2 separate regions of the Homo sapiens genome follow, and region 1 is linked to region 2. A link is an interaction called in ENCODE POLR2A ChIA-PET data of the cell type or tissue named here. Cell type or tissue: PC-9. All regions are shown on one strand.

Evidence for each region. ChIA-PET counts read pairs that join two places held together with the same protein. Peaks named below come from ENCODE experiments on the same cell type or tissue, not always from the same donor. Only the 100,000 strongest peaks of a DNase experiment are listed, where the experiment ranks them.
Region 1: POLR2A ChIA-PET joins it to region 2 with 13 read pairs; 2 of 35 experiments call an interaction of 5 or more read pairs at or near these places.

The regions. Positions count from the first base shown.
Region 1 is chr7:22,568,798-22,576,797 of GRCh38, reverse strand. It overlaps STEAP1B-AS1 (STEAP1B antisense RNA 1), which reads right to left. Exons shown (of 4, transcript NR_038393.1): 3 at 4,785-5,023; 4 at 2,800-4,713. Among named protein-coding and RNA genes, the nearest start is that of STEAP1B-AS1, 9.5 kb to the right of the region's middle. In PC-9, no CTCF peak of the experiment used is centred here; DNase peaks (open chromatin) are centred at 1,447, 3,657 and 4,327; H3K4me3 peaks cover 339 bases; H3K27ac peaks cover 4,074 bases.
Region 2 is chr7:23,081,876-23,089,875 of GRCh38, reverse strand. The region is part of intron 1 of LOC105375186 (a long non-coding RNA gene); the gene reads left to right. Among named protein-coding and RNA genes, the nearest start is that of KLHL7-DT, 20 kb to the left of the region's middle. In PC-9, CTCF peaks have their summits at 3,456 and 3,657 (motif pointing left); a DNase peak (open chromatin) is centred at 3,655.

The DNA.
Region 1 (8,000 bases), 510 kb after region 2:
GGAGGAAACAATGCCAGATATTATAGGCCATGCTTTACAAATTCTCACTTGAAGCTTGGAGATCACTATTAGTTTTTCTTCAAATACATCTAGAAAAAGTAGGTTTCTTTCAAGCAAAGGAAGTAGGGAAATTCACACCAAATCAAAGACTCAGGGTTGAGTTTTCTGGGGCATGACCCTTCTGTCTTTTTTTTTTTTTTTTTTTTTTTTGATGGAGTCTTGCTCTGTCTCCCAGGCTGCAGTGCAGTGGCACGATCTTGGCTCACTGCAACCTCCATCTCCTTGGTTCAAGCGATTCTCCTGCCTCAGCTTCCCGAGTAGCTGGGATTACAGGCACTTGCCACCATGCCTGGCTAATTTTTTGTATCTTCAGTAGAGATGGGGTTTCACCATGTTGGCCAGGCTGGTCTCAAACTTTGGACCTCAGGTGATCCACCTGCCTTGGCCTCCCAAAGTGCCGGGATTACAGGTGTGAGCCACTGCACCCGGCCAACCTTCTGTCTTGACAGGAATAGGTTAAGGTAGCTTTGGGGGTAGGAGTGAGAGGTGTCCTTGTGATCTCTCAACAGTCCCCAACCTTTCCCCTCATAGTACCTGAGTGTTTTCCCTTCTCTTTGTGACACTCCACTGAAGGACCACCAATGAAGACTACTACTAAAGATGCAAATATCCCTGGAAAAGGAGATGGAGTGACAGGAACACTGATCCTACACCAGGGCTGAGCACAGAGGATAGAGACAAAGCAGGACCCAGGAAATGTGTATTGCAAGTTTGAAGGTTGAGCCTTTATAGAACAGTGATCTTGCTGGAACACTCAGGTGAGGAATGAGAGTAGATAGCGAGGCTGAGAAGGACAGCTGAGATGGGGTGGGGAGGGGGTGGGGAATGTCGTCAGGGGAATCAAAGATCTGAGTGAGATAGGACAAGCACAGGGAAAAGCAGCAGGCATTCAAGGAGAGGACCTTTATAGGTTGCAAAAGGTGCCCAAGGTTGTTGGAAAGGGAGCTTACAAAGGTGAATGTGGTGAATCTCTACCTGCAGGAGGAGATGAAGGGGTGCTTCTCTGTTCCCAGGGTCTGAGATTAGGCTGGAACCACTGGCCAGAAACTTAGTTTCATGGCAGGCTTCTTCAGCCTTTCTGGCATCTGCGGACTAATCACACCAAACTCGGTCACCCTGTTCATTAGGTAGTATGTCATATCCTGCAAACCACTAGATTATAAACCCAATTTGTGGTCTGCTTTCGGGGTGAGACTGTCGCTATCTCAGGTCAGATTTTTAAGGGTCAGTCTTATGGCTGCACCTAGAGCTTTGTCAGAGTCAAGCCCTCTGGGTTAGTTTAGGGAGCCACAGTTTGGTACCCAGAGTTGGGCTTGAAACAGTTGAGCAACAAGTCACTTTTCTTTATCTTCCTGTGCATTTTCAGCAGTCATCATGATTCATATGACATAGTTCCTCGAAAGACCAAGAAAAAGTCACACAATACTTCCTATTTCCTATGGTGCAGGGATACATATTTTCTTTCTTTTTGAAAAACGCTGTCGCTGTGTCGACCAAGCTGGAATGCAGTGGTGCAATTACAGCTCACTTCAGCCTTGACCTCCTGGGCTCAAGGGATCCTCCCACCTCAGCCTCCTGAGTAGCTGGGACTACAGACACATTGCCACCACACTTGACTAATTTATTTACTGTAGAGATGAGGCGGGAGAGGGGTCTCACTATGTTGCCCAGGCTGGTCTCGAACTCCTTGGCTCAAGCAATCTGCCTGTCATGGCCTCCTAAAGTGCTGGGATTACTGGCGTGAGCCACTGTGCTCCAGCCTTCATATTATTTATAACTACAGTACATAGTTAAGAATGTCTGGGACTTCAGAGTTGGAAGCATTAAGAAATATTTCTGTGATTAAATATAGATACTGGGTAATAGTGTCTGTTTCTAATTTATTTTTTAAACTATTTTTTTTCACCGCAAACAAACTAAAAGATAGTGACTTTTAGTCCTGGTGCAGTGGCTCATGCCTGCAATCCCATTGCGGGCACTGGGAGGCTGAGGCAGGCAGATCACTTGAGGCCAGGAGTTCAAGATCAGCCTGGCCAACATGGCGAAACCCTGTCTCTACTCAAAATACAAATATTAGCCAGGTGTGGTGGTGCGTGCCTGTAATCCCAGCTACTCGGATGGCTGATGCACAAGAATCGCTTGAACCCGGGAGGCAGAGGTTGCAGTGAGCCAAAGTCATGCCACTGTACTGACTTCTTAAATGTGGAGGTAGAAAGAGTTAAGACTTTGCATATATCTACATGACACTAATCCATATCTAAAATTTCATATTATGGATTAAAATTCTGAAATTTGAGTTTCCGTTTAATGGTATAGTTAGAAAGAGAAATCCAATCAGGATATAACAAGATTATAAAACCACTATTAGTCCAACAATTCTCAAAATATGGCTAGGGGACTGCTGGGGGTCCCTAGGTTCTTTCTGAGAGATCGCAAATCCTGCCTTTTCCAACTGTATACCTATCTAAGACTTGACTTTACTGTGTAAGACTGGATTTTCTTTTTATACTTCAGCCAAAGCAACGTAAGTAACAGATTGAATACAGAAGTAGATAGGAGATTTTAGCCATCTTCTCTAAGACCAGATATTAAATAAATTTCTAAAAATATAACACAATGCCAATCTTATCATTACATTTTGTGGGGGTTGGGGGAAATATAGTTACTTTTCATGAAAACCATTATTAATGTTAAAAAATAAAGAGTTTGTTATAGTTATTTTAAATGAATGAACACATATTACAACCATTCCTTACTTTTAATTTCTAATATAGTAAATATTAATACATATAAGTCACACAAACAAAAGCTCTTTAAGGTCCTCACGAAGTAAGTTTTAAGAGGGTAAAGGGGTCCTGATATTGAGATGTTTGAAAACTCCTGTGTGAATCCTGGTTCATTTTCCTCAAGCTAATTCTCTGGACTTTGTACCCATCCAAATTCCATTTCCTTAGCTTGAGTTTGTTACCACCTCCACCCTCTTCATTTTCCCTCCCAACAGTATGCTTATGTGCAAGGGTAACGTAAAAATATGTAGCACGTTATATGGCATGGAAACCCACCAATGCAAGCATTTGCACAACCGTAAGCAAAGATTCTGACTGAAAGCAAAAAGTTCAGTCCCCCTGTCTCTGAACTTCTAGGTCTTTCCACTTGTAAATTCCATCTGCCTGTGGATATATGAGAATTCCCTCTGTCATCCAAAAGACTGTCCTGCTTACAGGTGAATCCTGGGGGGCTGGACATAGTACCTAGCACATCGGAGGGACTCAGCTGGAATCTGTGCGTGAGTCCATATTTCTCTATCCTGAGTGCAAACTCTGCCGCACTTAGTAGTGTCCCTCACACCAGTGTGGAGGAACACAACGTAGGGTTCCATTATGGCGATGAGACTGAGAACAGTCACCAGCCACTTTCATCACCATCATCATCATTGCCCCAAGGAGATGGAGCTTCAGATGGTCTAATATTGTGCAATGTCTTAAACACCTGGATGAGATTTGTTTAGGCTTAAGGAATGCGTGAAATGACTCAGAGATCTATGTTAACCAAACCAGTTAAACCACCCTAGTTAAGACGTAGTTAGCACATTGCTTAGCGTGCACCAGAATGAGCTTGTCACCAGAAATGCATGGAATGTATTGAGATGCCGTATTTTGGTGAAATGAGATTATGAGAACTGGGAAAACCAGATTCAGGGGATTTCCGAAGGCCTGAGGCTAGGCTATGACCACCAGCTCTGCACGCTTGGAACTCTCCCCAAGCGAGCATGTGATTCCTTGGGCACTTATCCCTTCCTTCTTAATGTTATGGAATGAATTGTGCATCCACCCACCCTGAATTCAGATGTTGAGGTCCTAGCCCTCAGTACGCAGAATGTGATCTTATTTGGAGGTAGGGTCTTTACAGAGGTAATCAAGTTAAAGTGAGGGGCGGGGTGCTAACCCAATAGGACTGATTTCCTTATTTTAAAATAGGGAAATTTGGACCCAGAGATACATTCAGAGAGAAGATGATGTGAAGGCACAGGAAGGATGCCCTGTGAACATCAGGACCAATGCCTGCAAACCTAGGAGAGAGGTCTACAACAGATCCTTCCCTCGCAGCCCTCAGATCGAACTGACCCTGCAAGTACCTTGATTTTGGACTTCTGGCTTCCAGAACTGAGCAACAATAACTTTCTGTTGAAGCCGTCCAGTTTTGAAGCCACCCAGTCTGTGGTGCTTGGTTACCGCGGCCCTAGCAAACTTGCCTGAGGCTTTCCAAATCACAGCCCCGTTTTGTCACAGGGGAAGAATTCTAAGAAGTTCTTTATTTGGCCAAGTGAGGGATAGAAGAATAATGAGCATTTCCCTCATCACAGCTCTGACAACTGCCTCAGCCACACACGGCTTAGGAGATTGGCCACTTCCTCCGCCTTCAGCTTGCAGGGGGCTTCAGTAATAAATGTGTAGAAGTGTTTGGTCTTCTCAATGCTGGGAATCCAGGGAGTATGGCCTGGCATACATGGAAACCAGTCCCCTAAAGACCTCATTGACACAGGCCTCATTTGGGGGTCTCCTCAGGCACTTCCCCCTTGGCTCCTGAGGCCAGAACCCGACCCTGCTGTGTCTCTCTTCCATGCATCTTTTTGCCATCTCTGCTCTCTGGAATCTGCAACAATATGAGGGTGCTCAGGACTTTGATGTTGCTACTGACCTCAGCATGCCCCAGTCCAAACCTACCTTCTTCCTCCTGGGCCCACATCCGCTTCTGCTCCCCACTTCCCCAGTGTCTTCATTCTTTTCATCACATGCTGACCAAAGACTCATCTTTAGGCACTCTCTATGTCCCTTCTGCTACATCCACTCTGTTGCCACATCTCCTGAATTCTTCTGTCTGATTTCTTCTCACTCTTCCTTTCCACCCTGGATCAGTCCATTGGGGCCGCATGTCAGGACACCGGATGACACTGTTTGGACACCTGGAAGGATCGGGTAAAAGATACAGAGAAGTCTAAGGAGGGATAGGGTGAGTCTGGGATGGGCTGTGGATTAGGCACCAGGTAAAGCTAATTGGGGGGTGGGTGAGGAATGGGGTGAGGGTATCTATTGCATCTATTTTATGGTAATAAAAGGAAGTTGAAAGTTCAGTTGCTTGTTTTGGGGAATTAAAAATGATCATGAATGTCAAAATGTGAGCAACTTTGCACAGAATGGCAATATCAGAGTGTCATGGATCATCGCAGAAGCCTTCTCCTTGTTGCCTGCATTTCCTTCCTCTAATATTGTACACACTACCACCATATTTAAATATGCAATTCTGGTTAAATGCACCATTTCATTTATTCATATAGTCAACAAACATTTGCTGAGCACACTTCTCATTATTGAAATTTAGTAGAAAATGAGACTGAGTGGATCCCTGTTATTTTCCTACCATTCCCTCCAAGAGCTCCCGCTCCAAATCATTCTTCTTTTAGGCTGACTCTTAGTCTTAGTCACCATATATGTGAGTGTGTGTGTGTGTGTGTGTGTGTGTGTGTGTGTGTGCATGTGGTGTGAACATATGGCAAATATATAACTAGGGCCCCAGATATAGATTCGTAACTCATTTATTATAATCAAAATGAAGATACTAAAGGGTACAGATGCTCAGTGGTTACCGTGGTGATGAGCACTCTGCGAATAGCCTTATTCCCCTTTGACGGCATTTTCATTCATAGGATGAAATGAAGAAAACATGAGAACATTTCCAAAAGTGCAGGAATTATCCCCTCTGTCATGCCATGCATTTGTTTTCATTTTTCGAATTTTAAGCTTGAGAACTTTTAAGCTGGCTTTTTAAAGTTTATGCAAGGAGAACAAACTTAGTTGCTTAGTTTGCTGCTCTTCTAATTCCTTAGATTTGTAATATAAAGCAGCATCCCATTTTAATTTTGAAAGGCAAAGAGCTACGCTGTTGCCTCCATCCTTCTCCCAATTCCCCTTATTTGATACTCCCCAGCACCAGAGATGCAGGCTGTTCCGCTCTCCTCTCATCCAAGTGCAGGGAAACTTTCTCTCAAGTTTTCTCTCTCAACTAATAACCATAAGTTTTTGGAGAAGTCAGTCAGTTCAAAATATATGACATTTTAGGCCAGGTGTGGTGGCTCACATCTGTAATCCCAGCACTTTGGGAGGCTGAGGTGGACAGATCACTTGAGGCCAGGAGTTCGAGACCAGGCTGGCCAAGATGGCAAAACCCTGTCTCTACTAAAAATACAAAAATTAGCCAGACGTGGTGGTGGGTGCCTGTAATCCCAGCTACTCAGGAGACTGAGGCATGAGAGTGGCTTGGACTTGAGGGGGCGGAGGTTGCAGTGAGCTGAGATCACACCACTGGACTCCAGTCTGGGTGACAGAGTAATATTTTGTCTAAAAAAAAAAAAAGATATAAAAAAATTAATCATACAGACCTCATAGAATGGTCAGAGATAAGATATAAACTGCTGGGTATTTTCTGGATTTAAACCAACTAAGCCGAAAGTTTGGTTTATATTGGGCAAGCATGAAGATGAATATAATCTGTGACTGAGTGCTCGATTCATCACGCTCTGAGTCTCCTTTCTAAGACACCGTCGGCTGCGTAGACTTGGAGAGGGTCCAAGGGAGGAAGTTGCGGGCAAGGCAACCAGTGGGAAATGCCCAGTTTCATTCTAAAGTCTGCTGAAGGGGTACGACGAGTCTGTACTTCTTTGAAAGGTTTTGGAGAAATACCTTGCACATGACAATTAGAGAAGTTCTGGTTATAGTAGCAGGAACTTATTTAGATTGTCCCTGGATCATGGGTAAGAGGGCACAAGAAAGAGAAGCCTCTGGTTAAGATATTTAGAAAGATGGGGTAGAAAGATGGGTTCCTGGGTAGTTGGCTATTGTCCCATAAATCAGGGCCCCTCACCTTCTGGTCAAGCCCTGCAGCCTGATGGGCAGAGGGACATGTGTCAGCTGTACTTGACACATGGTTTTAAAGCCAACACTTACTGAATGAGCAGTTCGCAGGTGCCAGGCCTAGAACTGTGCACTTTGCAAGCATTGTCTGGTTTAGCCCTCTTAGGATCCAGAGACTCGGCCTCATTTGATAGAGGAGAACATAGAAACCCAGAAAAGTTAAAAATTGTTCCCAAAGTCACATCTTGGTCTCTCCATCTCCCAGAGTTTCTTAGGTACCACCCCCACTACTTCAATGCTATCACTAATTTTTTTTGTGTGTGTGTTCCTCCAAAGCTTTCTGTACTGTACAAGATAAATGCAGAAACTTTCTTGTGTGCCATTGATTCAAAATTCAACATGCATTTTTAAAGAATTATTAGGGACTAGGTTTGTACTAAACAGAGACGAAGATATACAGCCCCTGCATTGAAATTGCTCATCCTCATTTATTTATTTATTCATCCATCCAGCAGACTTTTCCTGAGCACTTTCTATATCCCAGGTACTGTACTAGGTGCTGCGAATAAAAATGCAAGTCAGACACTGTGTTTAACATTAATATTAATTAACATTAATAGTAATGATAATAACAATACTACTAATAATAGCTAACACTTACTGAGCACTTACTGTATGCCCTCCACTGTTTTAAGCACTTTGTACTATCAACTCAATCAATCTTCACCACAAGCCTGTGAGCTGGGTACTATTATCACAATCTTGATTTTACAGATGAAGAAACTAAGGCACAGAGAGAGTAAGAGATTTGTGATGGGCCAGGAGCGGTGGCTCATGCCTGTAATCCTAGTACTTTGGGAGGTCAAGGCGGGTGGATGGCTTGAGCTCAGGAGCTCAAGACCAGCTGGGGAAACACAGCAAGACCCCTCTTCTATCAAAAACAAAAACGAAAGCAATTTTCTGGGTGTGGTGGCATACTTGTAGTCCCAGCTCCTTGGGGAGGTGAGATGGGAGGATACCTGAGCTGGGGGA
Region 2 (8,000 bases):
TTTTTTTTTGAGACGGAGTCTTGCTCTGTCGCCCAGGCTGGAGTGCAGTGGCATGATCTCGACTCACTGCAAGCTCCGCCTCCCGGGTTCATGCCATTCTCCTGCCTCAGCCTCCCGAGTAGCTGAGACTATAGGCGCCCGCCACCACACCCAGCTAATTCTTTTGTATTTTTAGTAGAGATGGGGTTTCACCGTGTTAGCCAGGATGGTCTCGATCTCCTGACCTCGTGATCCGCCCACCTCAGCCTCCCAAAGTGCTGGGATTACAGGCGTGAGCCACCATGCCCGGCCCATTTTACTACCTTTTTGTTTTGTTTTATCTATTTCACCAGCTACCATAGCTTTATCACATATAACTGTCAGAAAATGACTGTGATAAAAGATAATAGGAGTTTGATGTGACATAAAAGAATAACTTGAATAGGAGTGAATGTTTCTTGATAAATACAATTGACACTGAGTGATTTCCCTCCTAGAAATAATTCATTTACATTCATCATAACAACCAATAACGGAAAACACAAGTTTGGTCTGCTTTTTTATTTCAATTTTATTTAGATTAATGTTAAATGGTTGTCACTATTTCTGTTAGATTATATCTCTTAAAATAAAATGCTTTGAAATTATTTAGTATATGCTTTTGTCTAGCAAATAGAATTTTATCATTGCCAACAAAAGAGAATTACCCATGGCTGTGAATGTTCACATATGGAAAGAGCCCCAGAAAATTGCCTTGATCCCCAATTCCTGCCCGCAAGGCTCACAATCATATAAAGTAAGAAAATGAGGGATTTAAGCTGATAATTAGTTTTAAGTATTTAAGCCATGTTTTCCTTCAGTAAAATAGACAAAAACTACCATTTAGTGAGCACTTACTGTGCGCCAATCACTGTGTTACGTATTTTCTCTATATAGTCTCCCTTTACCTTCACATGCCCCTCTGAGCTTGGTGCTGATAATTTGGGATTTGTGAAAATTAAGAACATCTGCTCTTCAAAAGGCACTGTTAAGAGGACGAAAGGACGAACTACAGTGTGGGAGAAAATATTTCCAAATCACATACTGATAAAAGTCTTGTATCCAGAACATATAATGAACTCTCAACTCAGTAAGAAAAAAAAAACCATTTGGGGAAAATATGGGCCAAAGATTTGAGGAGATAATTCTCCAAAGAATATACATAGGTAGGAAAAAATCACATGAAAAGATGCTCAACATTTTTATTTATCAGGGGAATACAAATTAAAACCACAGTAAGATGCCACTTTACACCTGAAAGAATATCTAAACTTAAAACAGTTGACCATATCAAGTGGTGGTGAAAATATGGAAGCACTGGAGCTCTCATACACTGCCAAGTGGGAATGCAAAATGTACAACTACTTTGGAAAGCAGTTTGGCAGTTTCCTAACAATATGCCTCCGATATGAATTAGCTACTCCACTCCTAGGTATTGACCCAAAAGAAATGAAAGCATACGTCTTTACAAAGACCTGTATGTAAATGTTCAAACAGATTTATTTATAATACCCAAAAACTGAAAACAACCCACTATCCATTAGTAGGCAAAGGGATTTAAAAAAGGACTGTATCCATATAATGGAATATTCTGCAGCAATAAGAAGGAATGAACATACAACAAATGCATAAATATCAAGATAATTATGCTGAGTAGAATAATATAGACAAAAAGTACACATTGTATCATTCTATAAATGTACACATTTATAGAAAGTTCTAGAAGATGCAAACTAATATTTAGTGACAGAAAGCAATCAGTGGTTGCCTGGGACATGGGTTTAAGAAAAGGAGGAATAAGAAGATAGGATTAAAAAGATGTATGAAGCCAGGTGCAGTGGCTCACACCTGTAATCCCAGCACTTTAGGAGGCCGAGGCAGGTGGATCACTTGAGGCCAGGAGTTAGAGACCAGCCTAGCCAACATGGTGAAAACCCATTTCTACTAAATGTACAAAAATTAGCCAGGCGTGGTGGTGCTTGCCTGTAATCCTAGCTACTTGGGAGTCTGAAGCATGAGAATTACCTGGACTCGGGAGGCAGAGGTTGCAGTGAGCCGAGATTGTGCCACTGCACTTCAGCCTAGGCAATAGAGTGAGACTTTCTCTCTCAAAAACAAAAAAGGATAGAGAAAGCATTTTGGGATACGGATATGTTCATGATCTTGATTGTGGTGATGATTTAACGGGCGCAAAAATTATCTAATTGTACATTTTAAATATATGCAGTTTATTTTATGTCCATTATACCTCAATAAAATTGTTTTTTAAAAAACAACTATGAGGCCATGGAGGCTTTTGTACATTTGAGCAATAAATGTTATTTGAACTGCCTTAGTACTTTTAAAAGCACCTAAAGATTTAACAGATTTAAGCTGGTAACAAGCTTGGAGATATTGGGATCACTTTTTGTTTGTTTGTTTGTTTGTTTGAGACAGAGTCTTACTCTGTTGCCAGGCTGGAGTGCAGTGGCACAACATCGGCTCACTGCAACTTCCGCCTCCTGAGTTTAAACAATTCTCCTGCCTCAGCCTCCCGAGTAGCTGGGACTACAGATGGTGTGCCACCACGCCCAGCTAATTTTTGTATTTTTAGTAGAGACGGGGTTTCACCATGTTGGCCAGGCTGGTCTCGAACTCCCAACCTTGTGATTCACCTGCCTTGGGCTCCCAAAGTGCTGGGATTACAGGCTTGAGCACTGCGCTCGGCTGGGATCACTTTTTAAAAGGAGCTTTATATATATATATAAAATGACAATGGAATCCTAGGTTTTGGAAATCTTTATCAATATGACATACAAAAAAAAAAGACTTTTCAGTGTTATTATTTTTGAGACAGTGTCTCACTATGTCACCAGGAGTACAGTGCCACAATTATAGCTAACTATCTTCTGGGCTCGAGCAATCCTCCTGCCTCAGCCTCCTGAGTAGCTAGGACTAGAGGTGTGCACTGCCATGCCCAGCTAATTTTTCTTTTTTTGTTGTTTTTGTAGAGACAGGGTCTCACTATATTGCCCAGGCTGGTCTCGAACTCCTGGTCTCAAGCAATCCTCCCACCTCCTTGTTATTTTTAAAATTCTTAATGAGATTAGGCATGTTTTCATACATTTATTGACTATTTGTATTTTTTCTTCTGTGAATTGCCTGTTTATATTTTTGTTCATTTTTCTTTTGGATTTTTTTTTCTTATTGACTTGTAAGGATTTTTGGTTGAGGTAGATTTCAGACAAACTGAGTTGGAGATAATGTACATATAAAAATGTCCAGTAAGTCATTGAAGATGCAGGATGAGGTCTCCAAGGAAAATAAAACAAATGAGCAAAAGCAGATTATGAAATCAGAGCCCAAGGAAGAAACAGATCCAGTGGAGGCAAAGAAGTATTCAGAGTGACCTGGAAAAAACATGTCCTTATATGACCCTTACCAGTCACAGGTCCTTTTACTATCCAATTTAGCGTGCATGCTTGACTGCAGGAAGTCCGTCTTTTTTTTTTTTTTTTTTTTTTTTTTTTTTTTTTTTTTTTTTTTTTTTTCTGAGTTTTCCTTCCCAAGTATTTCCAAAAAGCCCCAGGGGTGCTGAAACATGTCCAGGTGTCTGTTCTTCTAGCTATTATTTTCCTCTTGGCAAACACCAAACTCAGTGCGCCCCCTTGGGGCTAAAGGGTTCCACAGAGCTACTCCCATGCTGTAACTCCAGAACCTGCTGCTCATGCACTGTTGAGTAAGACACCCAGTGACCTTCTGAAGCCCTGGTGTCAGAGGCATTTGAACCAGAGCACTGTGAGAGTATGTTTCCTTTTCTATGTCTGATTTGGCTCTATGTAAAGATAAGTTTGGTCATTTCTCTGAAGATCCAGGAAAATTCATAGATGAGTTTGAGAAATTAACTCTCACCTGTAGTTTAACTTGGCAGAATCAGCATGTTTTGTTGTTTCTGTGTTGTACAGTGGAAGAAAAACAACACCTTTTTTTTTTTTGAGGCAGAGTCTTGCTCTGTCATCAGTCTGGAGTGCAGTGGCACGATCTTGGCTCACCGCAACCTCTGCCTCCTGGATTCAAGCGATTCTCCTGCCTCAGCCTCCCGAGTAGCTGGGACTACAGGTGCGCACCACCATGCCCAGCTAATTTTTATATTTTTAGTAGAGACAAGGTTTCACCATGTTGGCCACGATGGTCTCGGTCTGTTGACCTGGTGATCTGCCTGCCTTGGCCTCCCAAAGTGCTGGGATTACAAATGTGAGCCGCCGTGCTCAGCCAAAACAACACATTTTGGGGACAGCTAGGACCCATGCAGATGAGGTATTGGCTCGTAACCCTAACCATAATATATATCAGGCAGGAGGTATAGCAGTTCCAGATCAAGATCCAGGGTGGAACTATCAAAGGTGCAGTGACGACTTGGGGAGTAGAGATAATATGGTCTCTTGTTTGTTGGAAGGGATAAAGAAATGTATGAAAAAGCCTGTTAACTATGAAAAGGTTAAGGAAGTTTCACAGGGCAAAGACGAGAATCTAGCTTTGTTTCAAGGGGGTTTAGTTGAGGCAATCAGGAAATATACTAACACTGATCCTGCCTCAAGGGAAGGACAAACCCTTTGGGAGTACACTTTATATTCCAGTTTGCCCCTGATATCCACAGGAAACTGCAAAAAGCAGCTATGGGTCCCCAAACTCCTATTGAACAGGTTTTGTGTTGTTTTTTTTTAAGACGGATTTTCACTCTTGTTGCCCAGGCTGGAGTGCAATGGCATGAGCTCGGCTCACTGAAACCTCTGCATGCTGGGTTCAAGTGATTCTCCTGCCTCAGCCTCCCAAGTAGCTGGAATTACAGGTATGCGCCACCATGCCCAGCTAATTTTTTTGTATTTGTAGTAGAGATGGGGTTTCACCATGTTGCAGGCTGGTCTCGAACTCCTGACCTCAGGTGATCCACCCACCTTGGCCTCCCAAAGTGCTGGGATTACAGGCATGAGCCACTGTGCCTAACCTAGAACAGCTTTTGGATATGGCATTTTAAATTTCTAATAACAAGGACAAAGTAGAGGAAGCAGAAAGAGCAAGAAGGACCTCCCACAAGGTGCAGCTCTTGGTTGCAGCCTTAAGCTCACCTCCCACATGGAGTTGCCCTCCTGGCTCTTGGACTGAACAAGGGAAGCTGAAAGGTAGGAAACCCAAAGCTGGATGTCCAAGTCACTGTGCCTTAGGCATGAATCAGTGTGCACACTGTAAGAAAACTGGCCACTGGAAGAAGGATTGCCCAGTGTTCTGAAGGGAGCCATCAGCACCTGAACCAATGATGGCAGAAATAGCCAGGCAAGCCCAAGAGTGATGGGGCCTCAGACCTTCTGCCACAGCTTCTGTTGGACAGCTAGCCATATCTCTGGAGGAGCCTCGGTAACTCTTGATGTGGCAGGTAAGAATATTAACTTCCTTCTAGAATGCGTACTCTGTTTTGACCCATTATAATGGGACTCTGTCACCCCAAAACTGTATAGTCATGGGGATAGATGGACAAGCTCATAGATGACATTTACCTATCCTGTAAGCTCCTCTTCAGGGACTGTGGTTTTCTCCTGAATGCCGCACCCCTTGTTGGGAAGGGGTTTGTTAACTCAGCTGAAAATACTAGTATCTTTTGGAAATCATAAAGCAGACAAGAAATTGCTCCTTCTCCTTTCCTTTGAATAAATATCAGGCTTTGTTGCTAAACATCCTGATATAATTCTTTAAGTAAGCCAAACTTTGAATCAAGCTACCTATTTGCCTGAACCCAAAGGTACCCTAGATCATTCTTGCATACAAGTTATGGAGAAAGTTTACTCCAGCTGTCCGGATTTAAAAGATGATACTCTAGATAATCCTGAGTTAGAATGGTTTACAGATGGAAGTAGCTTTGTGCACCAGGGAAACAGAATAAAAAACTGCTAATACCAGGTGCTAATCAGTGGAAACTAGTTAAACATTTGCATGACTCTACTCATTTGGGAAGAAATTCCCTGTTTCAATTAATGTCTTGGTATTTAATAGGAAAGGCTTACTTAAAAGTGTAAAGCAGGTAACTAACTCAGGCCTGTGAACTGTGTGCCCAGAATAACCCAAAAAACCAGTCTTTACCTCCTCCTCTAGTAAGGCCTGTTCAGCATAGGGGAACGTACCCTGGTGAAGATTGGCAAATAGACTATACTCACATGTCCCCATGTAAAGTGTTTATTTATTAGTATTTGTTGACACCTTTACTGGTTGGATCGAGGCTTTTCCTACCTGGTCTGAAAAGGCAATTGAGGTTTCTAAACTCCTACTAAAGGAAATAATTTCTAGATTTTGGCTGCCTAAGAGCTTACAGAGCAATAATGGCCCATATTTCACAGTGACAATTACCCCAAACACATCTTCAGCCCTAGGAATTCAGTACCGCCCTCATTCGCATGGAGGCCACAGTCTTCCGGGAAAGTAGAAAGAACTAATCAAACTCTAAAAAGGACTCTTGCTAAACTACGACGTCAGAAACCTGGCTGTCTTTATTACCTGTAGCCTTATTATGGGTTCAAGTGGCCCCTAAGGGAAGTCTGCAGCTCAGTCCTTTTGAAATAATGTATGGAAGGCCTTTCTTAACTACACACCTCCTAATAGACGTAGATACTTTCAAGCTACAGAATTATGTGATCGACTTAGGACAAGTGCAAAGCACACTCCTTGATTATGGAAACCGAAGACTCCCTTCCCCCACTAAGGAAGAGAATCTTGTTACAACCCAGCCGGGAGACTGGGTCCTATTAAGAACTTGGAAGGAAGGATCCCTAGCAGATTAACTTTCCCCAAAATGGAAGGGACCCTCTTAAGTTCTCCTTAGTACCCCAACTGCAGTTAAACTGCTGAGAAAAAACAGCTGGGTCCACTTATCTTGAATTAAACCTGTCTCTTAGGAAGTCCCACAGGCCTAGGGAACCCAAGTGATCTCGTTTATTCCTGTGAGACAATCGGTGACCTCTGACTCCTGTTCAGAAGAAATGAAAGGGATGGATAACATAAAGATATAGATGGGCATTCTACTTTTGGGTATAGGTTGGAATCATGCAGAGAGTAACTTATTTACCGAGTGGGCATAGACTTTAGCCTCTCTACCTAATCAGACAAACCGTTGGGTATGTGGAGATTTTAACAGCGGCCCAAGGGGGAACTTGTGCTCTGATCAAAACCAAATGAGTGTATGTTTCAGACTATTCACATAATATTATCTGGGATATGAAAGCTTTAGACACTCATATCTCTGCCATTGATGCACTGTCAGTCGACCCTATATCGGCTTGGTTCCAACAACTGCCCGGCTCTTGGAGAGCCTTCCTGTTTAGTTTACTTGGAATGATTTTACTTATTTTACTTTGCTGTTGTGGAATATATTGTGGTTGTACTCTTTGTGTAGGAATGCAAGACAAGTTTACTCAATGCTTTCTTAAATTGGACACTTATGAATCTTCCAGATATCACCTTTTGTCAGAACTTGGAGTTATGAATGACCTTCACCATACCAATGCTCTCTGACTGAGCTTCTCTCTACCCCGAATGCAAGAGACCCTAATAGTTAGGCAGGAATATAATCACCCCTATTCAGCCTGAAGAAGTTGCAGAAGACGGATCTTCATCCTTCTGCAACCCTTAGGATTAAGGGTCCTCTTGTAAAGGGTGGGGGGAGATATGTCAGAGGAAGTCAGAGTTTGAACCAGAGCAACTCCATCTTGAGTGAGGGCTGGGAAAATAAGGCTGGGACTTGCTGGGCTGCATTCTCAGAAAGTTAGGCATTCCTAGCCCCTAGATATTTATGGTTAAGGGAACAGATTAATATTGTTTACAAAACAGACCCAGACTTGGGACTGTCCAGTATCCTGATATCTGGAGAACAAAGGCATTCCTAATTTTGATTTAAATAGTATCGGCCGGCACTTTGGGAGGCCGAGGCAGGCAGATCACGAGGTCAGGAGTTCGAGACC